Linked DNA regions of Mus musculus: region 1 is linked to region 2. Evidence: chromatin loops called from intact Hi-C (ENCODE). Cell type or tissue: left cerebral cortex. All regions are shown on one strand. Each heading gives the region's core, and the rest is flanking DNA. Links, peaks and the distances in the headings are about the cores only.

Evidence for each region. A loop is a pair of places that touch in the nucleus more often than their neighbours do. Peaks named below come from ENCODE experiments on the same cell type or tissue, not always from the same donor. Only the 100,000 strongest peaks of a DNase experiment are listed, where the experiment ranks them.
Region 1: a loop joins it to region 2, with 3 times the contacts of the local background. A loop is called at or near these places in 4 of 42 quality-filtered maps.

Annotation. Positions count from the first base shown.
Region 1 is chr8:102,784,226-102,797,143 of GRCm38, reverse strand. Cdh11 (cadherin 11) reads left to right here and starts at 12,033. Exons shown (of 13, transcript NM_009866.5): 1 at 12,033-12,248. In left cerebral cortex, for the core only: a CTCF peak has its summit at 6,644; DNase peaks (open chromatin) are centred at 6,652 and 8,624.
Region 2 is chr8:103,329,318-103,342,235 of GRCm38, reverse strand. No RefSeq gene overlaps it. Among named protein-coding and RNA genes, the nearest start is that of 1600027J07Rik, 12 kb to the left of the region's middle. In left cerebral cortex, for the core only: no CTCF peak of the experiment used is centred there; DNase peaks (open chromatin) are centred at 3,005 and 6,437; H3K27ac peaks cover 472 bases.

The sequences.
Region 1 (12,918 bases), core at 1,813-9,812, 540 kb after region 2:
GTAAGAATTAAAAATGTTAGCTATTGTTATTTTAACATCACATATGTTCTGAAGGTCCATTACATCATGGCTGTGATAATCAGTATATCCTCACCTTTAAAAAAAGTAAGAATTTTGGGAGGAAAGATGTTAAAAATAATGGCCCTAGTTCTTAGTGCAGATGCTTAAAGCACAGAGGAAGATGTTAAATTTGTACTGGTGCTCTAAAAGAGGGGACAGAACTGGATAATAATTCAATAATTTTTGAAGCAAAGATACATGAACCCACTTTTAAAGAATAGATGGAAGTAGAGCAAATACCATGGAGACATTTATTCTAAACTGGAAGAACAGTGTATAAAATGGTAACAATACTACAGCTTGTGGATCTTTGTAGAGAGATAAAATGTAGATTTCCTTGCATCTAAATTTAGAATTATGACATCATAAGTTGAGAAGTCTTCCCTTTACAAGACATTATCTTCTCATCAAATTGGATGTTGCTCAGTTTGCTTTAAAAAAAAAAATCAAGGAATTCAGGGGTAAGGCAATTCAGTGTAAACATGGATACCCAAGTTCCACAATGCCTGAACTGTAAGCTCACAGCTTCTCACCTGTACTTCCTCCATCAATGGCATCATAGGTTTGATAAAGCTCTGCTTCTCTCTTAGAGGACCTGATTAGGATGCTGCTGCACCTATTGCCAAAGATGCTCTCTACTTATGACATGATATTTAAGACAGACATTGACCCAGTGAAATGTAAATATTCCTGAAGCCACCTTGTTAACAGAGCAAAGTCAAAGATGTTTATCATGAGAAAGCAATTACTGGGTGTTAGGCCTGAGCATGGGAATAGTGTTGGCTGAGGACCAGCTGTTATTTTGGGCTCCATTTTTGCTTTGAATTCATACCTCTTTTTTTTTACACAATGGTCCAGTTATTTTTATTTTATTATTATTATTATTATTATTACCAGAACCTTTGGTACCTATACAGACTTTTAGCTTAAAACAAGTCTCACTTCATTTTATACATCTGCCACATTGAAATAGGTTCATCTGGTGGTTTGTTGGTTTACAGTACATCTCCCAACTTTTGCTTCCATGATTCATCTGACTTGAGGAAATTAGACACCCTGCGTGCTGTTCCTCCTTCCTAGGTTGATGTGAGCAAAGCTAAAGCAGCATACTGGTTCAGATTACAAATATACACGGTCAATACTGCTTCTTTTGATAAACATTTCTTAGGCTTTCAGGGACTGCTGGGGCTGAAGTATACATCATTCCATGCAGCATACGAAAGAATTAGAACGGCAATTTGGACACTGCTCTGACTGTGTGTTCTGTGAAGTCCACACCAAAATTCATCTTGAAGAGTTGGCGTGACACATAAGATTCCCTACCACCTCTTTTCTCTCTTTTCATTTCTTTTCTATAATTCCTAATTTCAGTTGCTTTTCTCAGCAATAACTCTTTTTTTTTTTTTTTTTTTTTGGTAAGAAGATATTCTTCAATACCTCCAGAGTGCCTGCATGTTTGAGATAAACCAATAAAGTACTAATATTAACAGCCACTGGCTTCTATATATCTTTGCACAGACATAGGTAAGACCTTCAGCATAAAGGATGATACACAGATTGAAAACCAAATTATCAGTGAGTCTCTTTGTGGAGAAGGGGATATTTTTTTCTTAACTGTCTCGCTTCATGTTTCCATTCTGCCTTAGAGTAAGAATAGAAAAAAAATGTCAAGAAAAAAAAAAAAAGGAAGGAAGGGGAGAGTGGAGAAAAGCACTTACTAGGAATTGAGAATGTTCAAGCCACAGCCGGTTTTCCTTTCTAAGTAACAATTCTCAGAAGCCACCATGGACGACATTGTCATCTTAGAGCCACAGAAGTCAGAGGCATCCAGGTCTGGCAATCAAGGAGCACAGACTGAGCTCAATTCTGAGCTTGTTACACTTGCAAACCCATTTCCTAAGTCAGGGGAGTCTGCCCTACTGCTGCTAGGACCAGAGAGAGCAGAGTGGGACTGAGCACTTCGCGGACATATTAAGCAAGAGGGATCACAGGTGATGATTCCTGGATGCTGTGACTATCAAGGTATTGACCAAAGGTCAGCATGGTGATGGTAGGTTACCACAGCACAAAGCTCTGGGCTACCTGAATGTCTCTGGTGGGTTTTCATCACAAAGACTATCTCACAGTTTTCTTTGTCTATGTCCCAGAATCGCTCTAACAGATATGAAATCAATATGCATATCCTTTGGGGACAGCTTTCAGAAATTATCCTTGAGTTGATCATAATCAGTAATCCTACACTTTTAAAGGGAAATAAGTATATTGGGGCAAACATTTACATTTTAGAAATGAAAAAAAAATATCCAGAAGCTAAATGTTTTGCCTCAGATAAGAAAATTATATACTTTCAATTAATTAAATGTCAGGAGACTTGCTGTCTTCTTGATTCAAGGGGGGGTCTTTGAGCACTTTTATGTCCAAAACACTCTCATACACCCCAAACTTGCAAACCTTATGCCCAATCCCCATTCACATATGAACACAACTAGTCCATATTCATCCGTATTTCTGCTAGTCAGCAAAGTGTATCTTTAACTACAAATTACTTTAGTTAGTCACATGAAAACTCATTCCCAGGAGACATTTTGCTCTGGATGCTACACCTAGTCCAAGATGAAGACTTGACTACATTTCCAAAAACACATTCACAATCATTTCCTCTGCTGTGACACTTTAGTGAACTGCAGGACATCATGTGCTTAAGTGACCAGTCCCTAGTGAGTGTCAAACAGAACAACAATGGTAACTAAATCTATCCAATAGGTGAAACGAGGTAGAGGTTGAATTTGGGATTCTTTTCATAACATGCAGAGCTCTGAGTTCTTCATTTCTGAATTCCATACTAAAGCTCGTTAACCATTACCTTTATTGATCCCTTTTTATGTTATCAAGTAAGTCCCTGTGTGACCTGTTCCTCGCATGTGAATCAGTCTGTTCTGTGTGCATCCCAGGTTTCCGGTACACTATAACCTTTCCTTCATCATTCCCTCCCCCTATGGAAATTAGGTTCACAATTACTCTACCTCTAGGACTCGAGCAAATGAACAATATTTAATAATTCCCTGATTGGCTAGCTGTTGTTGACTTTGAATAAAAATGCCCAGTGCTTTGAAATTTCCCATCTTTACCTATAAAGTATTCACTATGCTCTGTAAGAAAATACAAAGAGTTTGCATGAAAATATTCATGAATTAAATACCCACTAAAATATTTTTTTCTAGGCTGTGACATAACTTATTGGTAAAATGCTTGCTGAGCATGCCCAGAGCCGGAGAGTTCTTTGGGTGGTTCTTTAATTTTACGAGTGTCCTGGAAGCTTATTAAGTGAGGAGTGAATTGCGTTTTACAGCTCAGAACTGAGGTGACTCAAAATGGACAGTCTGTTCCAGAATACCATTTCCAAGAAGAAAGCCCTTAAGCCACCTTTGGTGTAAAAGGACTCCAGTTTTTTGGTTCACCTTATGTTACAAGGAAACACCACTATGACTCGGCCTTGAGCCAGAGACAGCCAAGGCAGCTGGGAGAGGGAAAGATGTACAGCATCTAGATCAAATATGGAAATACTAACCTGTCATGCTGAGTGAATTCAACCACCCGAAGTCTAGAACATTAAGAACGATTAAGGATGATTTCTGCCTTTCTTTTCCCAGTACTGAATGAAAGGTCATGAAAATTGGAACACACATCTCCATGGGACTCGCTGTTGTCCAAATTGTAGTCTATTTGCAAAGCAAGCGAGTCTCAAACTTGAATACATTTCCAATGATTCTCCTGGAGAGCAAACACATTTGAATGCTTCTATTCAGGGGTTTTAAAAGGGATGTAAATGTATGCACATATGAACATGGAAATAGCCTTCTGCGAGGTGTCTCAGTAAACCACTTTCCCAGCCCATACAGCAAACAAAGTGGAGTCAAAAAGCGGCTGCAGACTTGTCATCATGCTTACCTGTATACTTGAATTTGGGGAATCCATACACTCTAGGAAAGTTGCCTATAACCCATCATTTTGTAAATTGGATTATCTTTTTAAAACCAGTAAGGGAGGTAGCTATTTTAACTAGCTTCTGAATGCAAACTTGGAAAATCGAAGGCTCTGGTTCTTTATTTTTACTTTTATTTTTTTGTAATGTGAATAATTGGCATCCTTACATTCACTTTGTCAACAAGGGACATTCGTGCCATGCTTAGATTCAAGGAGGTGATCCATCTGCTTTAGGGTTGAGGACTCATTCATTCGGATAGCATTATTTATGCATTTAGTATTCATGAATTCATTCTACAAATATTTACTGAGTGCCTACCATATGCCCAGCCCTGTGTCGGATGCTCAAGTTATAGGAGTGAACAAGGGAGGGTATGTATTTTGCCCTCCTGAAGCTTGTATCTTAGTAGGGTAAGACAACCAACACAAATAAGTCACACACACACACACACACACACACACACACACACACACACACACACACACATCAGACACAGTGCTATTTCTACTAGATACATCTGTTATAGATGGGGATACATTTGTTGAAATGGATAGGAAATGAAGGTCAGAGGTCTTTGGAGTGATGAGTGGGTGCTGCTGCTGCTGAGAGTCAGGGGCAAATCCCATTAAGTGGGCAAGTACTAATAGAGGAAAGAAATAACAGATGGATGAACTGTAAGCAACAGATCAGAGTGTCTTGACGTTGGATTACTTGTCCTCAAATGATAGCAGAGAGACAAATAGGTTATCAAGTAGCAACGGGGATCTGCAAGGTAAACAAGGGCTGCTCATTTCTACATAGCAGAAAAAGGAGGCTTGTGTGAGACAGTTACACTTAGCATCCTTGTGGCGGTCAGGAAACTCAATGCCTTCAAGCCCACAGATTTCTGCATGGAAATGGGGCCATTTTCACATGCATCTCCATGTGTATTTGGTCTTCCTTACTGCACAGCTGCCTTCTAGCTGATATACATTCTCTGTTTCTTTCTTAAAGTTTTGAAAATTTATTTGTGTGTGTGTGTGTGTGTGTGTGTGTGTGTGTGTGTGTGTGTGTGTGTGCATTCATGAGTGTGTATGTGTATGGAGGTCTGAGGAAAGCCCGCAGAAGTCAGAGTTCTAGCCATCCGTGTGTGAGTCTGGGGAGACTGAATCTGAATCTCAGGCTTGCTGGCAACCTCAATTTCAGAGTCATCTTGCTGCCTCTCTTCTCTTTCTGCCTCTCTCTCTCTCTCTCTCTCTCTCTCTCTCTCTCTCTCTCTCTCTCTCTCTCTCTCTCTCTCTGTTGTTCACCTGTTTATCATGGTCTCTTCAATGACATTTATTTACCTATGAGGCACTGTGCTTCAGGATCTGATCTATTTCTCCTCTCTTCTTCCAACTCTTTATCATAGCAAGACTGAAGATCATCACCAAGTTCTCCCTTGAAAGGCGGGCTAATGGGACAGACACCTTGAGAACCAAATACGTACAGACTGGAGCCCCAGCTCTCCTGTTTACCAACTGGAGTCACCTGGCCACTGCATGCAATTCCATCTCACAGCTCTCTCATCTGTAAAATAGGGATGGTAATATAGGCTTTAAAAGAATGTTTTGAGGATTGTTAGTTTTATATATAAATGCTTCTGGAATATCAAACAGGCTGAATAAAACCTAGCGGTTATTGTTATTACATTATTTTTTTCAGCTTGCCCTCTCCCTTTCCATCATGAACCTTGATTAAAAGTGAGGACATTGTTATAGCGATTTGAAGTGAAGCTGAATGCTTCTTCGGTCATTTGTCTCTAATATTTTGGAGAATTGTATTTGTGTCTATGAGAACCCACGGACCTGAAAACCCAAGATGGCCCTGAGGGGGAATGAGGGAAAGCTGCTTCTGCCTCTTGGAGTAGGCATCAGCTGCTCTAACATGTCCTACTCCTCTGCAAGGAAATGATTCCTCACTCAACTCTGAAGTTTCTCCCACCACAAAACAACAACAACAACAAAAACCATATTCCATTTTCCCATTGTTTTAACTATCTGTCTGGTCCTGTAGTATGTTCTGGCCAACAGGGTATAAGTTAAAAGAGAAAGTCTCCGGTACTGGACCTCACTACTCAGGAGCCTTGTATATTCCCACTCCATGGTGTCTTATATGGTTTACTTCACTGTGAGAATATGAGCAGCGTAATCTCGGAAGGATGAAAAGAAATTCAGAAAGACAAACTGAGTTTTCACAGGCCAACTAACTCTAGACCTAACAACCCAACAAACTCACAGATAAGATAGTAAATTTTATTTTAAGACACTGAGTATGGGAATCATTTGTGGTATAATATTAGCATGGTACTATTTAGCTAATACCCTGGGCTTAATCCACTCAGAAATACTAGCTCATTCAAAAACACTCACTGGCTCATTTTCTTTTGTATGTATCAGACACTGAGCTAGCTTCGAGGAATGGTGGATATTAATAATATGGACATCATCATTTCCCTTAGGGTAGGCTAGAAGTAAGATATAAAAATATTACCTATAGATTTATGAAGGAGGCATTATTTCCTATGAGCAGCTGCCTGCAGTCTTAGTTTACGGAAGACAGTGACCTGCTTGCTCCTAGTGGCAGAAAGGAGAATTGCGCCTCTGAGATTCTTTGCATTTAGTGAAGAGGAAAGAAAACTTTTAACTTAAAAATGTCAGCTCTGTAAGAATCAACCGCTATGAAGAACAAGCTGCATTTATGTGGGGAGGCAAGCAGGGGCTATTCCAAAAGCTGTTGCCTATCTGTGGAAAATGTTCTTCTAGCTGGGCTGTCTTGTCTGACCTCAATGGGAAAGGATGTACCTAGCCAGGCAGAGACTTGATGTGTAAGGTTGGGAGTGGTGGTGTGGGTGGTATCCAGTTGGGGAGCCTCACCCGCCCAAAGGAAAAGGGAATGATGGGAAGGATTGTGGGAGGGATGACCTGGAGAGGGGCAGTGAGCTCACACTCACTGTAAAGTGAATTAAAAAAATATATATTTATGCCCCCTGCACCCTACCCCCACCATACCCCAGAGCTCAACTTCGATAAGCTTTCAAAGTTATAGGGCCTGAGGCTCAGAGAAATGCTTGTCCAGTGTGACTTGAGGGACTTGTGTCAGACATAGAATGCACCCAGAGCCTGTTTATTTCTGATGTTGTCACTGCAAACTGTAATGTTAGAACAGCTTTCAACAGTTGTAGTATTCTAGGCTGAGATTCCTATTGCTGATTCTCACAATTTTAATCTGTAATTATAACATGTATTCTTCTAAATCAGATAAACCAGAGCACCATGATCAAGTGTTATAAAATGATAATAATTGATAGCTCTCACTCTTGGAATCTTTGTTCTATGCTCAACATTTACTATTTCTGAAAGAGTAGACAGCAAATCTCAACAGCAATTGAGGTTCAGGTAATAGTTCCATTTTGCAGACCTGGAAGCCACATTTGGGGATAGGTAACAGACTGCTCAAAATCATGCAACCATTGAGAGATTGCTGCGTAGGGGTATCCTCTGAGGTAACATTCTGTCCTTAGGAGAAGCTCTTAAAAGGTGAAGCATTTTATCCTCCATAGAAATCCATTAAGCTCAGCAAAGAAACAATTCGATAACTTCAGGAAATCCCTGAGACTGACCAGATTCACTCATCGTCCCCTTTTCCAAGTTCATATAATCAGCTGTATAAACTGTTGGGAGACAGTTTTGGAGAAGCCAGGCTGTGTGGAAGAGACACTATGATCTAAGTGTAAGTCATGTAGCAGGCTTCAGAGGTCTTTGGTGGGTCGTGCTAGTCTAGGCTTTTGGTGATGGAGATATTTTGGAGGTATTTCTGCTCCTGGAAGTAAACCTGACAGACTAACAAGTTCACCAAGTTGGACTATGGTGGTATCCTGACTTTGCTGTGGAATGACTTAATGTTTGTTCAATTCTTTCCAGAAATTTGACACGACAGGGACAGAGATGACAGGGACAGAGATGGGATTCTGACACAGCTAAAAAGACATGTGACTCTTTACAGTTTTGATTCTTTCTTGAGAGTTGACACAACATGGTGTTCTCATTCCATCTTTCTCCCTTCACTGCCTTGGGAGGGAATGCACGTATGGAAGCTAAGTCAGTCTGAGGAAATCTACTCTCTGTTTGGATTTTGCCTTACTTGCAAGGTCTTTTACCAAAAGGCCTACTAGAAGAAAAATTTCTAGAAGATCTGGGGACCCTGGGGCTTCTGGCTAGAAATGAAGAATCGCCACCTAGGCCCTGGGTATCTTCAGAGTTAGAGGAAAGGCACATCAAAGGGACCGGGTCCCTTTGATGAGGGAAAGACATGAAATTATCAGCTCTGCTAAACAGATAAAGACAGAGACTAGAGGAAGCTCATTTGGGCTTCCTCGGGTTTGCATTGGGAGGCATAGACAACCTTGAACCATAGTTTTCAACCCCCCTGTAAAGCAAAGCAAAAACACCAAAGAAAATAAGCAGCAGAACTTGGTAGCTGCCTGGGGGAACTTGAGGAGTTACTTCTCTCTCTCTTTTTTTCTCTTTATTCTTTTTCCTTTTACAATCTGAGCTGAAATCACACATTGCTCCACCCAAGTGCTTAATATGGATTTGGAAGATAGATCCTAACATCATCATAAAAAGAAGAAAAATCCTTTCTGAAATGCACGCTGTACGCTGTGTAGGTGTGCTCGCAGAGTCAAGCGCAAGAATGTCTGAGTCCCTAGGAATTAATCTCTTATGAGCACTACGGGGTAGGTAGGGATGAGGCTTAGAGCACTACGGGGTAGGGATGAGGGTTAAGTACTCTAACATGTATAAGGTTCTCTAATGCAGCTCGTAAGAACCAGACTTGAAGAAAATAAGTTTTTCCACTTATTTTCTCTCTTCAAATGCCTTGCAAGAAGTTCCCCCTGTGGGGTTTAGTCGTGGGTCACGGAATGGCCCGCTCATCGTCCTGAAAGAAATGCCTGTTCCTGTTAATGATCATCTGAGATGTTTTAGCAAATCTGTACAACCATCATTGCTGTTTGATTTACAGCGTTTCTGAGCAGAAACTGCTTTCAATCCACTTCAAAATAGCCAGTTCCTGTTTGTAACCTCAACCCCGGGGCAACCACTGCTATGCCGTCCACATCTGTAAACTTGCCTTTTCTAGACATTACATATGAGTGGAATAATGTGTCGTATTGCATGTGGCTTTTAGCATATTTCTGAGGTTCCTCCGTGATGTGACAAGTGTCTTGATCCCTCTCCTTTCTCTTGCTGAATAATATTCCATTGAATGGATACATCACCTCTTACGTGCCCGCCTCATCTCTCCTTGGCTATTGTTTCCCATATACACTCCAATGGAACTAAAGCAGGTATGAACATTTCACGTGACTATTTTGGTGTGGCAGGTTTTTTGTTTTTCTTTTTCTGATTTTGAGAAGAACCTTGGTGTAGAATTGTGCAAAGACTGTTGATTCAAGTGTGCAGCGCCACTTGAAACCTACCAAGAGAAGTTCAGCTTCATTGTAAATATTCGATGATGTTATTGTTCATGAAGTGGATGGATAGTCTAAAGAACAAGTAATGTCACTTAGTGAACTCTGGACAGAAAGCAAACGCGATGCCCAGCTCAAGTCCCATCACAAGTAAACAGGCTCAGACTGGGCTACACCTCGAACTGGAGTCCATGAGCCTATCCTCCACGGTGCTCTCCTCACTGCAGGCTCCAGCAAGAGGTTACATGGATGTTAGCTGTAGGTTTTGCTCGTTCCCTTCATGCAGCGCGGTAAAGATTGGAAAATCCAGGAGCTGTCATAAATGCCAGGGTTAGTGGGACACTTTCCGTTCGTTCCTCCCTCCCTGTAACTTCACTTGTTATGTGGGAATGATTAGGTAGCAGCCCCTCTGTTCTTTTACAGTGGGGACTTCCGGTGGTGGTTTGGAACGTGCCCAAAGTTTTAGGGCTTAGATCCGACTTCAGATGAAAGGACAGAGCCAAAGAAATCAAGAAGAAAGAGAAAACCTAACCCAATGGTGGTAGAAGGGGCTTAGGTCCCTGCACCAAGATGAGCAGGTAGAAAGCTCAGCTAGCAGTCTCCAGACAAGTACCGGATTCCCCCCACCACCACCTCCCCCCCCCCCCTGCTTGCTAGTCTTCCCCCCACACCCCTCCGGCGCCCAGCAGCTGCTACCAGCGGCGGCGTGTGTTGTGGCGGTGGCGGTGGGAGGCCTGGAACTTTGGGCACGATCCGGAATGAGGGAAGAGGGAAGCTGGGAGATGAGTGAAGTGGGTAGCTGAAAGCTTAGCGCCCCCTTTCCCCAAAAGAGTGGGCAGTTTAAAGGCCACGTCCACACGGAGTGACAGGCGCTTCCTTTCCAACAGTATGGTTACTGTGGGTGGGGGGTAGGGGCGGCACCCAGTGTCACAGGGACCTGGAGATGCTGCGGAAAACGCAAGCACAGGGCAGATATTCCAGCGGTCTTGTCTGCGCCTTGGTTCCTGATCTCATTTCCAGGAGCCCGACGGGGACCGTTGATCTGTGAGAGTTCCGGGTCCCCAGGACTGGTGGCTAAGTGCTTTGGTGGTGGGATTCAGCCACCATTTGTTCTCCCTGGGTTCTCAAGTGCCCTTCCCATGCGCTTTGGGTCCTGGCGCTCTCTTCCATTGGTGGCCTCTTTTCTTTTTTTAACTTCTGATTCCTGTTAAACTCCCCCTTTAGGTCTTCCTGCTTCTGCTGCATAGTCCAGCTTTTGTCCCTTGTCATTTTATTGTTCTTTTCCTGAGGTCGCCACTCCCAAGCCACCGCGACTTTCCTCAAAAAATCCCTTTTTATCCTTCGCCCATTGGAAACTCTACTTCTGCTCTTTCTAACATCTTCCAGACTGGAAACTTGTCCTAATCCAAGGTCCCCACTGAAGCATGGATCCTTAGTTCCCAGTCACGGTGCGGGTCCCCACGCTGCTCTAGGTAGGAAGAGCGCCCCGCCCCGCCCAGTCCCTGGCGCTTTTTTTTTTTTTTTTTGAAGATCCAGTTCTTCTGCCCAGACACTGTAAAGTGGACAGGAATCAGGTTGGGGTATCCTTTGCTGGGTTCTCGTGAGAAAGATATAAACAGGGGGCTGAGTCAGGGTGCGGGTATTCTTCACGTAGGCCCATCCTCTGGTCGAATGGCATTCTCTTTGGGGCCTTGAGGGGCTCTGTGGTGTCCATTCTGGGAGGCAACAAGTGAAACTGCCGGATGGGGGTGTTGCTTGTAATTGGCTGGAACAGAAGCTAGAGACTCTGTCCTGGTGGGGCTGACCCTAAAGAAGGCTTTGCATGTAGGGTAGAACAACATTGAGGAAAAACTCTATTCTTCTCAAGTCCGAATGCCCCTGTCTAGTGTCTTCACCGATTTCCCCGCAAGCGGATTTCTCAAAGGATAGATACCGGGATGCTGAAGGTTCGTGGGAGAGGGCACTGGGCAGGAGTGGTCAACGTGGAGATATTTTCAGAGTGCTAACTGATAAAGCCTAGAATGCGCTCCCTAATTCCGGATTGCCTCCCCTACTTGGGCAATGCCTTCCATCCAATCCATCCTCCGGCGGGCCGGTTGAGGCCCTAGCTTGTCCAGCTGGAGCGGATTTCAGGAAAAGAGGAAAATGGGGGCTCTCAAGCCCTCTCCAGCTTCCCTCCGTCGTCCTTCCTGATTGGCTGTGTATCCCCGGAGCCCAACTTCAGTCGCTCCAGACTGTGTCTGAGCCCCCACAGGAGACGGAGCGCTGCGACCCAGGGCAGGAGGGGCGGCCAGGCCACCTATTCCTGGGTTTGGCATCTCTCGGGGCCCCAGGGGGGGAGGAGCGCCGACAGGGTAGGCATCCATCGCCTCCTCCAGGCCCAATTCTCGGCGTCTAGCAGCCTCGGTTCCTCTCCGCCCCCCTTTCCCTCCCAGCGTCGGCCTCCCTCCTCCTCCCCCCTCACCCGCCCGCCTGCCCGCCACCTCCCCCCGGTTTCTCATTCCTGCCACTAGCGCGCTCCGCGGCTCATTCCGCGGCCGCCGCCAGCTGAGGGGAGCGTCGCGGGCCGAGGAGCAGATGCCGCGGGGGCCGCTCGCAGCCGCCGCCGACTTGTGAATGGGACTCGGACCGGGGCCCGGGCTGACACCGCTGCGCTCGCCCCGTGCCAGGGACAGCCGGCCAGGAGGTCGTGTCCACCCGCAACGGCCCCAGGTGAGGCGCTCTGCTCGGCTCTAGACCCTATCTAGATGGGGCTTCTCGGAGTAGGCAGAAAGGGGAAAGAATTGCTTCTGAAAGAGACTGTTGCGGAAGGGGGAGGTTGCTGGCTGATGGAGATCAGTAAAGCAAAGCAGAAGGGCTTTTTTTTGGGGGGGGGGTGAGGTTAAAAATCAGAGAAAAGGGAGGCAGCCTGCTGTGGACGCAGGCAGAGCAGGGGTTTGAGGCGCCAGATGTGCGCTCCCCGGTTCTTTGATTGTTGCCCCCCCCCCGGGGTGAGGGGCTGTTGCACCAAGGCTTCAGCACAGGGGGATTGCTTTGGGTTGGGGCAAGGAACTGCAGAGCGGAGCTCTGGACACGCAGACTGCTCCCGTGATGTCTCTAGGGAAAGTCGACCCCTGTGCGGTGCCCGCCCGCGCTGCGCCTGTTCCCCAGACAAGATCGCTCTCTGCGGGGTTCCTAGAGGGGATCCTCCCGCGCCTTCCTAAAGAGCTCCCCTAGACCCGGTGCCTGTGTAGAGAGTGCGGTCGAAGCCCAGAAGATAGCCGGCGGCCGGGAGGGAGCGGCGATTGGATTGGCCGCACTTTGATAGTGTGGGTCGGGGGCTGTGGACTGCGGCTCAGAGGCTGGGGGTTGCGGTGTGAGCTAGCCCCTCCAGCCCCCGCCT
Region 2 (12,918 bases), core at 2,523-10,522:
TATGTAGGACAAAAGACCAAATTTGACAACAGACTCATTTACTCAAAGAGTGTTTGTTAAACATTTTCACTGGTTCCTTTGGTGCAAAGAACAAGGAATGTAAGTAGAACGGAGTCTCCTCTCTGCTTAAGAACCATTCACTTTCTTCCACTTTACTTCAAATAACCTTACTATGATGGAAGAAATCTCACTTATGCTTGCTTCAGCTTGGGGCTCCACACTTATTGTGTGCCCTTGTCCCACTGCTTATTAGATTCTCCAAGAGATTCAAACATCAAGCATTCCCCTTGGCCGCATGCCCTTTCACACTCTTCTTTCTTGAGGAGGTCCCTTCCTTCACACAGCTGACACTTATTGTCTGATTGGTCCTAAAAGGCCTTTAGAGACACATCCAGGTACTATTCACTTTCTTTTCTCTACTACATACCCATTTCATTTCTTCTATAGCACAGATTATAACTAAATTTCATCTATTTTCTAGAAAAAAACCTTTTCATTCATTGGATTCTATGTTGTGCCCTGGTAGACAATGAATCTGTTTTCTTGACATATGACTGCTACATCCCACATGTGCTAGGTATGAAGAAGATATTAGATGTACATTTTTCTGAAAAGTGCATGTACTTATGCATGAGTATATGTGCAAACAGATGCAGGGACTCTCTGTGTCTATCATGTGGTTCCTGGGAGCATAGCCATGCATTATACTTTTAAGCCCATAATACTGTGGTCCTGAGGAGAGAGGCACTATTTTAGAAGACAGAGAGGGCTGTTGAAGGATCAATTTAAAGTGTGTTTAGATGATGAGTTTCTCAAAACTCTATGGGGTAGAACACTTCAGGCAAGGAGGATAAACAACGCACCAGACTCCATATATACCATAATTGTTTATAATCTAGGTGTGTTCCATTTAATACTGGGCTATACAAATTTTAACGTGATTATTGCTAGTGTGGAATTACAACTGGTAAATACAAACACATACCATTGTAGACCAATAAAAACATAGCATACTTGAGTTTAGGCAAAGATGAGGTGGAATGGATAAACCTCAGGGTACCTTAGGATCATGGGAAGCCAGGGTCAAAGGTACAATGAAAGTGCTCGTTGGGACACAGAGCATAGCTTTCATTCTTTGAGCCATATGCAAGAGTATAACCAACCAGATCTTAACATTTTGAGCACCATATGTTGTCCCCTCTTTGACTAGCACAGAGAAGTTCTTCTCTAGATTAGAACTAATGACATACACTCCATTGAAGAAATAGGGATGTGCCTTGTTTTGGTCTTGATAAATTATTATTTGGTAGAAATAGGTTGGGTTCTAATTCTGTGTGAGCTGAATGAGTTCCTTCCCATCATTGGACATGTACCATCCCATCACTAAAATAACACCATTGCCCAATATCTCTAAGGCTTCAGGTTCTTATACAACACTGAAGTCTCAAACTGAGGTGCTGTGAAATATTCGATTACCAATATCCAAAGGATGATGACACAGGGACTTTTCTGCCTACTCTCAGAGACTTTTGCCTCCTTAGAGACAGGGATGAGCGCCATAGGATGATTTAGGAAGGGTACATTGTTTTAGGAAAAGGAAACGGAGGAAAGTACACTAGGGTGAAAGAAAATAAGCCAAAGACTGGCACTTCCTCAGCTGGAGACTCATTCGACTTAATCTCATGGGGCTTTGCGGTAAGAAATGCCACAGTTGTCCATCAGGAAGAAAACAAACCCAAACAACCCAAAAATTAAAAAACAAAAAGTATTACATCTTCATTTTTTTATGTGCACTGCACACACACACACACACACACACACACACACACACACACACACACACACACACACCCTAAGGGCACATGTAGAGATCAGAGAAAAACCTTGGGAGATAGTCCTCTTCTCCCACCATGTGGGTCCTGAGGATCAAACTCAGGTCTTTGGACTTGGCAGCAGGCCCCGTTATCTGATGAGTCATCTATAGGCTACACTCCCTGATTCAAACTTTCCTGCCTCTGTACAGTCAGTGGGAGAAAGCACTGTCTTTGTGGTTTGCACAGGGTAGTGTAACTTTCAGCTCGCTCTAGTCATGTGGCTCCCACCAGTCTTGAGAATTTTGTGGATGTACGCCATGGGAAACTAAGACATGGGTGTGGTCTTTCAGCAAAGACATATGAGTGGCGGCATGCTGAGAGCATCTCTTGCAGATAGTTCGTTCTCAGAGAGTTTAAGAAAGTTTGTTCTGTTGGAAGTGCTAGGAAAAAAGAACACAAGACTTTAATGTATTACAAGAAACATCATTTTGTCTAGGTCTCAATATTTCTATCTACAAAATGGGCAAACTGGGTCGCATTTGTTCTAAGCAGTATTGCTTTGAACCTTTGCTCTTGAGTCTGATTACATTTATTCAAGCTCTTAATTCTCTCAAACACATGTTTATGCTTCCCCAAATGAATATTTTCTGGTATTCAGTAATTACTGAAGACAAAAATATATGCTACCTTACTATGGTTATCCTGTAAAATGGAGTGATTATAGCACACCTTACACACAATTACTATGGAGATAAAAAAAAATCAATGGGACAAAAATGTTGAGTATGTATTCTCCTCTTCCTCTCTCTAATATCAGCTACGCATACCTTAGTAAGAAATTTAGAGTGTGTTGTCCTGGAGAATGTCTTAACAACCTCTATTTTTCTGGTTGAAGAATGAAGCTATATTCTCTGTGAAATGAAGCAGAGACACTGACAATCAAACTGGGATATTAAAAGGTAGCAGTAAGGTCTTCCTACACAGGCTGTTACCATACTTCTAACCCCTGTGATTTTTATGCATCTTCTGACAGTGTCATGAGAGGCTTAAGGGACCTGGGTGGAACTTGTTCTTAGCATATTGCCTTAGGAAAACCATACGCAGATGGGCTTGTGCTGATCTGAGGAAACAGAAGGAAAATAATTCATGGTTTCAAAACTTGACATTTTTTAGCTTCCCACCAGATATGTCATGTGTACTATATTTGCTGTGCTTCTTGGCCTGACTTTCTAAGCTCAAGACTCAGGAATTAGACTTGACATTTCCTCCTAACATGGGTGAGAGAGGCAGATGAAGAGGGAGGGTACTGTGGAACAGAAAGAGAATGAGCTTCGAAGATGTCCAGACTCAGGTCCAAATTTGGACACTCAGTGTTGAGGGATCTTGTCTGTTCTTGCTCAAGTCTCCTCATTATGATCCATCGAGTCTATGAAATGGGAATTTTGGGTTGTTTACACAACAATCAAGCGGGGATACATCTGTACAGCATGCACATGCTCACGCACATGCTGGACACATAGTTAGCAACCCTGTAATAGATCTCTACAAGACCAGCTCAGAGTTAGCATACACTGAAGGAGTTGCTGAGTACTTTTCCTTTTATCTTCTTCATTGATCACTCTTCTGCCTACCAGGCTTTACTTACCAGTTGTATGATTTTGGCCTTGGTGCCTCGTGAACTGACTTCCTAAGGGAGAATTTCTTGAATGCATGTTGGAAGTGATCTTCAATAATAGTGCTTTGGAAAATGCGCCTGACCTCTGTTAGCCCTTCCAGAACAATATTTCTATCACTGACAAGGAAAAAAAAACATCTGGAAGTGGCATGCTCCTAATTGATTGGCAGGTCTAAAAAGCAGGGTGACCCATGGTGCTTGAACAGGGAGCCAAAGGTGGAAGAGATTGCTTCAATAGATTTGAAAATGTCATACTTTGGGTATAATGTGAGAATTTTAGGAGTCCCCACAGAGCCTAGTGGGGTAAAAGAGGGCAGAAGGAAAGAAACTTATTTAGGACAATGGCCTGGGAAATCTACCCAATGATATGATTGGGTGTCAAGTTGGCAACCCACATAGGATATGGCTCATATCCTTTAGGTCATAAGAAGACTTAGTCACATCAAGAGCATCACTGGTACATGGTGTTGGAAGAGGCTCAGGGGACAGAGACAGTGTCAACAAATGCTTAGGTTGATGTGATTTCCCCATCATGGCTCTTGCTATCTCTAAGCTTCCACCAGCCCATGGTCTAGGGCAGCAGAATACAGAGGATATTGTTGTCTTCCTGAGGGCAAATGGAGTTTGTCATGTTCAGTGTTGTGGGAGCCCATCACTAGCTCCCATGGTGCTGGGATGTTCAATGTAGAAGACATGAAATTGGGACTCCCAATAGAAGTTGGGCCAAGGCCTGAGTCTCACTCTAGGCACAGTTGAGTTCTGATCTTGAAGGATAACACATTAAGTGATTGGTAGATGATGAAATCTGTTCTTTCTATATTTCCATTTCGTGACCCTTCTATACTTTCTTTAGAGTTGCTGGCTGCAGCTGTGCCTGTACACCTTGTCCCTGCTCTATCCCCCTTCCTGAATCTCAGTTTGTAAAGTTTCCCCATTTCCTCCTTTAAGACACATCTGCCATAACAGGTCCTCCTTGTATTGTGCTAGGCTCCATGGCTCACTTTCCTAAAATTTTCCTTGTGGACAGAAAAAGTGCCCTCCCCTTTAACTACCTTGGGTTTTTATCATCTGTTCCCTAGCCCTCTGCAGGGATGCAGGTCCCCACCTCCTCTGACAGTCTTCCCAGGTCACATTCCCTATGCCTACCCCCAGGGATGCTGCCCATGACCCAAAACTGTCAGCTCTCTCTTTCACGCTCACTTAGAGAGCATTACAGGCACACTGTGCGAAGAGCTTCCATTTATGGAAAGCATCTATGTGCAGTGTTGGTCTGTGAAGGCCCAGTGGCCTCTCCCTTTTATTGATTATGACAGGAGCTGCAGATCTCTTCCAGTCTGGGAGTGGGAGCTAAGGGCTGAGTTCTTCAAGGTTCAGGCTCACTAGAGACCGATGAGCTGACTTTTGAACTGCTTTCTCTTGATCAGGCTGTTTCCTTATCGTTGTGTTCCCATGACCACTAGGCACCAGGACAGCATGGTTCTATAGAGAACTCTCTTACTGTAGCCCCATGTGCCAGACAAGTCCAGCTTCTTCAACATCAAAACACAGGACATTGATTTACCCTGGGACAGTCCATGTTTAGAACATTTAACCTAGTGCCTTTGGTCAGGACCCTTTCAGACCCCCATGGTCCTTGCACTTCCAGCCCTCTGTGATCACTTGAAGGCTATGTGCTGTGTCTGAGAGGAAGAGTCACTTCAAGGTCAGTGACAGTGGCCTCTTATCAATTGGGTTTATTTCAGCCCATTGCCATCTCTATGCCTTCAAGAATGGATCCACCCCTCTGTCTCTCTCCCTTCTGCCCTCCTTTTTATCCTTCCCACGTCTCCTTCTCCAGCCACTATGACCAACCTGCAGGTAAAAGACTGACCTGGGTTTCCCATTGCCATGACTTTGTTCATGCTTTTCTGCTGAGCATTTTTTCCACTCTTTCCACCCCAGTTTCTAAGTTCTTTTCAGGACTGACCACAGACCCTACCTTTTGGCATATCTTACCACGGATCTTTGATTTGACCATTTTCATGGGGGACCCTCCTCTGTGGTCACTTCTGTTTAGATAGATGGTGTGATAGGAGCAGCCTGGACCACTCTGGGGATATTTGAACACAACTCATAAATATTTCCAGGGCTATTTCTTCATCTGGGTAACTGGGAAGTGGCTAGAGTGTGCCTATGGTTATAGCCTATGGTGAGACTTACTGGGAAGGAGGGGTACAACTGGTGGGTAGACACATAGGCTACGACATTTTAGGATATTATTTTTGTGTCTCATGTTAAGGGACAGTATGTGGCTATTGGAGTCATGCTTATTTCCAGAGCTGAGTAGAGACTGAATGCTCAAAACAGAGAGAATAGATGATAATAATAAAGAAAGGCCAGAGGGAAACTTAGGGCTTATGTTGGGAACATTTCTTTCACTCTAAGAAACACCTAAGATAATCAAATTAAAAGACAAAACATTTATTCTAACTAATCTTCTAGAAGCTTATAGAGGTTCTAGTCAATGATTGATTGGCTCTCGTCAGGACACAGGACTTTATGTCTAGAGCAAAACCACTCACCCGAGAGCCAGGGGACAGAAGAATGAGGAAGGCTCCAAGGTCCCACAGACCCCTTTAAGGACACGCACGCAGTATATGAATATTTTTCGCTTGACCCCATCTCCCAAAGACATCTTTTCCCAGTTGCGCAATTCTGAGAGATCCATAAAATCCAAGATACAGTGTGAGCACCAATAATTGTATGACCTCAACTTGCAGCTGATTGGAGGCAGCAAGCAAGTGGGCTTGTCTCTTTTGATGACAAGGTGGTAGATAAATAGTCACTTTGAGATCCTCCCTTTTTTAGTCAGCTTCTTAAACAGATGGATTATTTTACACTATGAATATGCATTATGAATATTTGAGTGTGTATGGGTTGGGGGATTTTCCTGGCCTCATAATACCAGTGGAAAACCTGTTTTCTTAGAGTGTAACAAAAAAGGGATGTATGCATGTGGGGGTGGGTTTAGCCTTCACAGGGGCTACTAGGAACCCATAATTCTTATGCAAGTGACTGTGGCTTTGGAGTAAATGTCTGAGCTGTTGCTAGAGTCTCAGGATAGCTCAGGCCTGGGAAATGTTGACAAGTTTGTCATATTTCTGAATAATTAAAGAGCAATGTCCATTTGTGGGGATATACTCTGAAGCTATCACAATGTATTAGTGCCCAAACAAGCTGCATGTGTGCTATTTTAAATAAAGAGCAAAAAAACCAAAGCCAAGAAAATAAGGGCTAGCACTATAAATAACAGTGCTCTGTACATATTAGCCACAGCACAAGAAATGCCATTTACTGAAGATCTGTAGCTTTGTCAAGCCCATTTGCATATACTCAGTGCCCTATTTTTTTCAGTAAAGACATCCTGGAATGATCTGGAATACGGGGGTACTTCTTGTGCCAGATGTGATGTACTTGTGTGATGTACATTTTGGTGTCAAACGTGTTTTTCTTCACTATGAAATCATTGAGACCAGATTATCAGTTTCTTAAATGGATAACCTCATAGGTAAACAAGTCTCCTCCTCCCCTCTCCTCCCCTCCCTTCCCCTTCCCTTCCCTCCCCTCCTCTCCCCACCTCTTCACTCCTCTCCTTTCCCCTCTCTGCTACTTCCCTGTCCTCCTCTCCTCTCCCCTACCCTCTCTGTTCCTTCCCTGTCCTCTCCTCCCCTTCCCTCTCCTCTTCCCTTCCTTCTTCTCCTCTTCTTTTCCCTCCCCTCCCTTCTCCTCTCCTCCCAGTCCCTCTTCTCTGCCTCCTTCTCTCTCCCTCCCTCTTTTCCCCCTCCTCTCCCCATCCCCTTCTCCTACTTTACCCTTCAACCCTCCAATCCTCTCAGTCTTTTTTTGTTTTTGCTTTTTTTTTTTCATTTTATTTGTAGTTTTCTACAATGGAATTGAAGGTGCCAGGCTTGCCCACCTTATAGGGCTGTGACAGTGATTGGAACTAGAAGGTTACAAGGATATGAAGCTGAGAGGGAGGTGGGGTAGGAGACTCTAGTGGGGGCAGTTGGAAGTAGGTAGAGGTAGGAGAAGACAAGGGCTAAGTGTGGTCAATATACACATGCCATAAGTGCTTAGAATGTTCAAGGAGTAAAAAATATTATTTAAAAATACTGTTTATAACTGGGCTATATAATAGATGGGGTTTTAGTGTTTTTGAGAGGCCTTCATGCTAAATGTCATAGAAACTGGGCTAGTTTACCTTCCAACCAACAATGTTCAGAATTCACACTGACCAGGGAACAAAAGAGTAGAAGGAGGAAGGGGGTGGGCAGGAAAGTGGGGGGTAATGAGATGGGAAAATATCTTCCATATAGGATGCGCATGTGTAGGAAACCTTTTAAGTTTAAAAAAAAATAGGAGGCAGGAGATGGGACTTCCCTCCTCCTTTGGTTTCAGAGCTCACCTCTGTAGATGTTAGGTATCCCCCACATAGGAATTCAGTAAAGAGGCAGGTTCCTATAAACCTGCCCTGTAAAGGATGATTTGCTACAGCCTACAGATCCTATCCTGGAAATTTCTCTTTGCAAAGCTGGTCAGGAACAAGAAGTCACTGGGATTTGGAAAGGTCCTATTTACAAAGACAAGCCACTAAGCAATGCCCAGCAAAGAGTATGGTCACAGGTGTGGCGAGGGAAAGAAAACTAGTCAGAACTCAAAGGAATGAAGGGACAATTCTTAGTGCTGATGAACACTGCCAAAAAAAAAAAAGTTAGCCTCCACTTTTAGGGCTGATGGACAATTTTTACAATAAATAGAAGTTGCATATTGAGTAATCTGAATGTTTTTCAAAGTGAACGTTCTTGGATTCAAATGGTCACTGACTGAATAGACAAATTGGTAGCTGGCAGAGGAACTTTTATTTTTTTCTGAAGTGCAGATATTTAATTTATATATTGTTTGTTTATTATTATTATTATTATTATTATTATTATAAGTGCATGTGTGTGCACATGTAAATATATATGCATGCTTTTTGTCTTTGAGTCTGCTTATGCCCGTGTATGTGCAGCAAAACCAAGAATTGACTGAGATTCATGTGTAAAACGTGTCCTATCTTAACAGCTAAATTTGTACTCATAACTGGAGATATAACTAGAAGAGTCTCAATGTCTTGACCTGTGTCACAACCTGGCTAGTGGAGCAACCATCATATATTTTAATTATTGCAAAAAAGCAACTTCTTGATTGAATGGATAGATGTAAACATTTGGCAACTTCTTGCATGAGTGCAAATGAAAAATGATTATATTAGGGCTGTTATTTTTTTTTCCACAAGGATGACTTCCTTTGTGTGGCAGTAGGGTGCTTTCAGAAAATTTTTCTTTTTGGCTGTGATGTTGTTTAAGTATCAAAATGTACCCTTATTCAGTCTTTTAAAGTAACTTTGTGTTTCATGTTAATTGAATGGATTACTCTTGATATTTGACAATGAACTAGAACATGAACTATCAGGAGAGTATTCTCCCACCCTGTATTTTAAGAGTCTGTGTATTCTAGTTCCTAGTGCTCCAACCATCATTATCCAAAATAAAAGGTGATTTAAGCTTGATAGGCTTCAGGGGCTCATCTTTTTCTCTGTCCATGCAATACTCTAGTGTTCATATGAGTAATCAGAAGATATGTTTCAAATGTACAGTGCAATCCACTAAATATGAAACAGATTCCCAGATGCCCCAAGTTGAACAAAATCTCAGGTGAAACTTATGATGCGGCCTTTTTACTACAGACACATATGTATCATTTATATTTCTGTTGGCATCAGTATCCATGTGGCTACTTGTTGAGCAATAGCAATTCTTGCACCTAATGTGGAATGCTATCCTCCCAGCACAACATGGCCATTGAACTCTTAGCAGCCCATGCAGAAGCAAGTAACCGTAGTTAAACTTACTGGTTCATACCTGAGTGGGATTGTTTCTTTGGTTTTTTTTATTTGTTTGTTTTGTTTTTGTTTTTGTTTTGTTTTGTTTTTTCTCCGTATAGGGGAAAACAATGTTTGCCTATCTCTCTAGGAAAAGTTCACACAACAGTCGATATTTATATGAATAGAAAGAAAGTAAGAAATGAGAAATAAAGACAAAAGAAGGCAGATAAAGAGAAGGATAGAGAAAAGGGGGAGAAGAAAGAAGACATAAAGAGAGAAATATGGAGTGTGAACAAAGTTAGAAGAGAAGATAGAAGAGGAGAAAAGAAAAGAGAAAAAAGAAGAGAAAGAGAGAAGAGAAGAGACAAGATGAGGCAAGATGAGACAAGAAGAGCAGGAAAGTAAATACTTGAGCAGAACTAAGCTTTTGTGCTGTTTGCTGTGCTGTGCTTGGCTGTTTTTGCATACCAGTTACACTCTCTGTCTTATGCTTTAATTACAGTGAAAGCTTTCAAAGAAAATAGGTTTGATCATCACAGCTGATTGAAATCAGAGGTAGGTCAAGAGGATGTGACACAGGATGTCCAAAACATCTGCCATCCTCATGTACCAGAGACTGTCAGGAGGTCTACATCTGGCATTTGCAGTTGCCACACATGGACACTAACTGCTGCATACACCAGGAACCCACAGATGTGTCCCTGAGATAGACTTAACTCCAGGAATTAGCCCCATGAGCAAGTGTTCAGAAGTAGACAGCACGAAAGCCAAGTACAGATACTTTGAAATGTTCATCTCTATGAAAGTTCTTTGCTTGGCCTCTGGATGCTAATTTATCACCTGTATCTTTGCAGTCACTGAGTCACCTAGACATATAATGACATCTACCTGGGAATTTTCTGGGCTCAGTCTGGGGACTGGAGTTAGAGTTAGGGCAGGTAGTTTCTTCAGGGTCAAACATCCTTATAAATTTGGATTGAAATAACCTTTTATAACATCTTTACCTGTCTTTATGATGGAAAGATAGAATAGAAACAAGGTAAAAGAAAGGAGTGAAAAAAGGGGGAGGAAGAGAAAGATCAAAGAAGGAAGGAAAGAATGGAGAAGGGGGAAGGGGAGGGGAGGGAGAAACATACCACTGGCTAGAGTTCCAAGCATAATCACAGAATCTTGGCTCCTAGCTGTTCTCTAGATTTTCCAGAGCTCTCTAAATACATATTTTTTCATTACTCAATCATGAACAGCTGTTGGTAAAAGATGGGCCTTTTGTTATCACAGATAATTAAAGGCAAAAGAAGGAAAATTGTGTTGTATAATCGTCGGTGGTTGACATTCCAAATATAAAAAGTAACAGGAAGCACCCATCTCAAGAGAGTAATTTCTCTGACCTGAGGCTGTGGGGCCCAGAGAGTCTTCACACACCCTCATCCATTGCGGGACTCATAAACCAGAGCTCCAGAATGTCCCACAAGTAGGCAAGGCTATCTCATTTCTAGTCTTGCAATAGAGGACTCGGCTGATTAACCATCTCTAATGAGCTTAATGGAAGACCACGGCAGCTGTTATTTACCTTGGGACACGTTAAGGGGGAAATGCATGTTGGCTGGAAATCTCTTATGCAACATGTAGAGGAGATTGTGGTAGAGGCAGTTGGTGGTTGAGAATCAATTAGGCCTTAACCTAACTCTCATTTTCTGCTCAGATATAGTGTGTCTGTATCCAGAACAGCTTCGTAGCTAGCCATGGTAACCCACAGTTGCACTCAGAGAGGGAATTGACATGGAGCAACCACCATGGGCTATGAGCTAATTCTTCTGCTTCAACACACTTTCTTACCTTCTAATGTGACCTCAAACAAAAAGCTGCTAAAATAGCCATGTTAGACACAAACTAAGAATAACAACCAAACAACTGCTCCATTTCCTTTGAGCAGATGCTTCTTTAGTGAGCATGGCGTTTGCTTAGTCCTTCAAAAATAAGAAGTCCTGGGATCTTTAAATGTATATTCTGCATGAACCCCAAACTAACATATTATTGCTTAGGGGAGTTTAACACTAATATTTACCTGGAATCAATAGGCTAGGGTATCTGTTATCAAACTTGAAGACTTACGTTCAATCCCTGGGACCTATGTGGTAGAAGAAGAGAACCAAGTCATATGTGCTATTCTCTGTCCTTTACCTGTGAGCCATAACACATGTACACCTCCTCCACTTACGCACTCAGCCAAGCCTAACATAAGCAAATAAAAATAGTACCTTATAATATGAACACTTATTCTAACTGAGTGCTAATTTTCTATATCTGCTTCTGGAGGAGGTTTGTCTTAGATTGAGCAACTGTACCATTACCACCGTCTTGTCAGCTTAAACAGAGAAATTTCTTTTCCCACCAGTTTGGAAGCTGTCAACTTGAAGACCAATGCTTGGCAGGGTAAAGGGGTTCTCTTTCTTGCATATAGCCCCGTACATCCTCACTGGGTGTTCTTGGTTTTCCTGGGGAACACTTGCATTTCTCTGTCTTTATATAAATATGAGTCTCCTTGGAACAGAGCTTCACCCTTCTTCCCTTACTTAAACTCAATTACACCCCCCCGCCAAGAGGGTTTTCTTCAAATTGAGTCAACTCTCTGTGTTAGAGCAACAACCCGGGATCTGTGAAGCAATGCAATTCAGTCCATGGAAGAGAAAAAGGAGACACATGAAGAGTAAAAATATTTGTATAATTGATAAGGCCTGTAAATCTGAATGACAAGATGTTTAAAGTTTGTCTGCTCCTACCTTCTTTAGATTTAGGCAGCTAGCTCTTTAATAAAACATGGATGCGGATGTATAAGTTTCTCTTCCTGTAGTTCTTTCCCTTTTTAAAAAGTCTAGCTGGTGTTCTGTCTCTTTTAAGATCGGCCTCAGTCCTTGGGGTATGCCCCCGTTTGTCTATCTCACAATTCACATCCAACATTGCTCTCTGTGTGTCTTGGTTTTTCTTCATTTCCCTCCTGCTGTGTTTTCTTCCTGTGCGGCGGAGTTTTTTCCTGAGAACAGAGAAAACATCTCATCCTTCTTATATCTCTATTACCGGCTTCAGTAAAGATGGATGGCTCACCTACTGTTGGCAAGCTTGTTTGCTTTCCCCCTTGGAGATCTGGGTTGAGCGAGCAAGCATAACTTTGGAGTGCACAGAGCATGAGTTACGTTCTTGATGAAAATTTAATCTTCCAAAGAATCCTACAAAGGAAACTTGATGAGTAAATGGGGTAGGAAGTGAAAAGTAGAATTTCCTCCATACTGTACGACCAGAAGGCTTTGTGTCTAGAAGTTGATGAAGATGGTTCTACCCATTGGCCTCTCCAGCCTGCTTGGAAATTTGTATGATACTTTGACTTGGGGAACTTAGATTTTCTTTCTTATTTTTCATAAAACCTCATCTCTCCTGTCCTGGTAAGGCATCCAGCAGGATTGCTGCTCAGCTATGTGTCATTCTGAGAGTATATTCCAAATGACTTGGCCTCTAGTCACCTTCTTGAA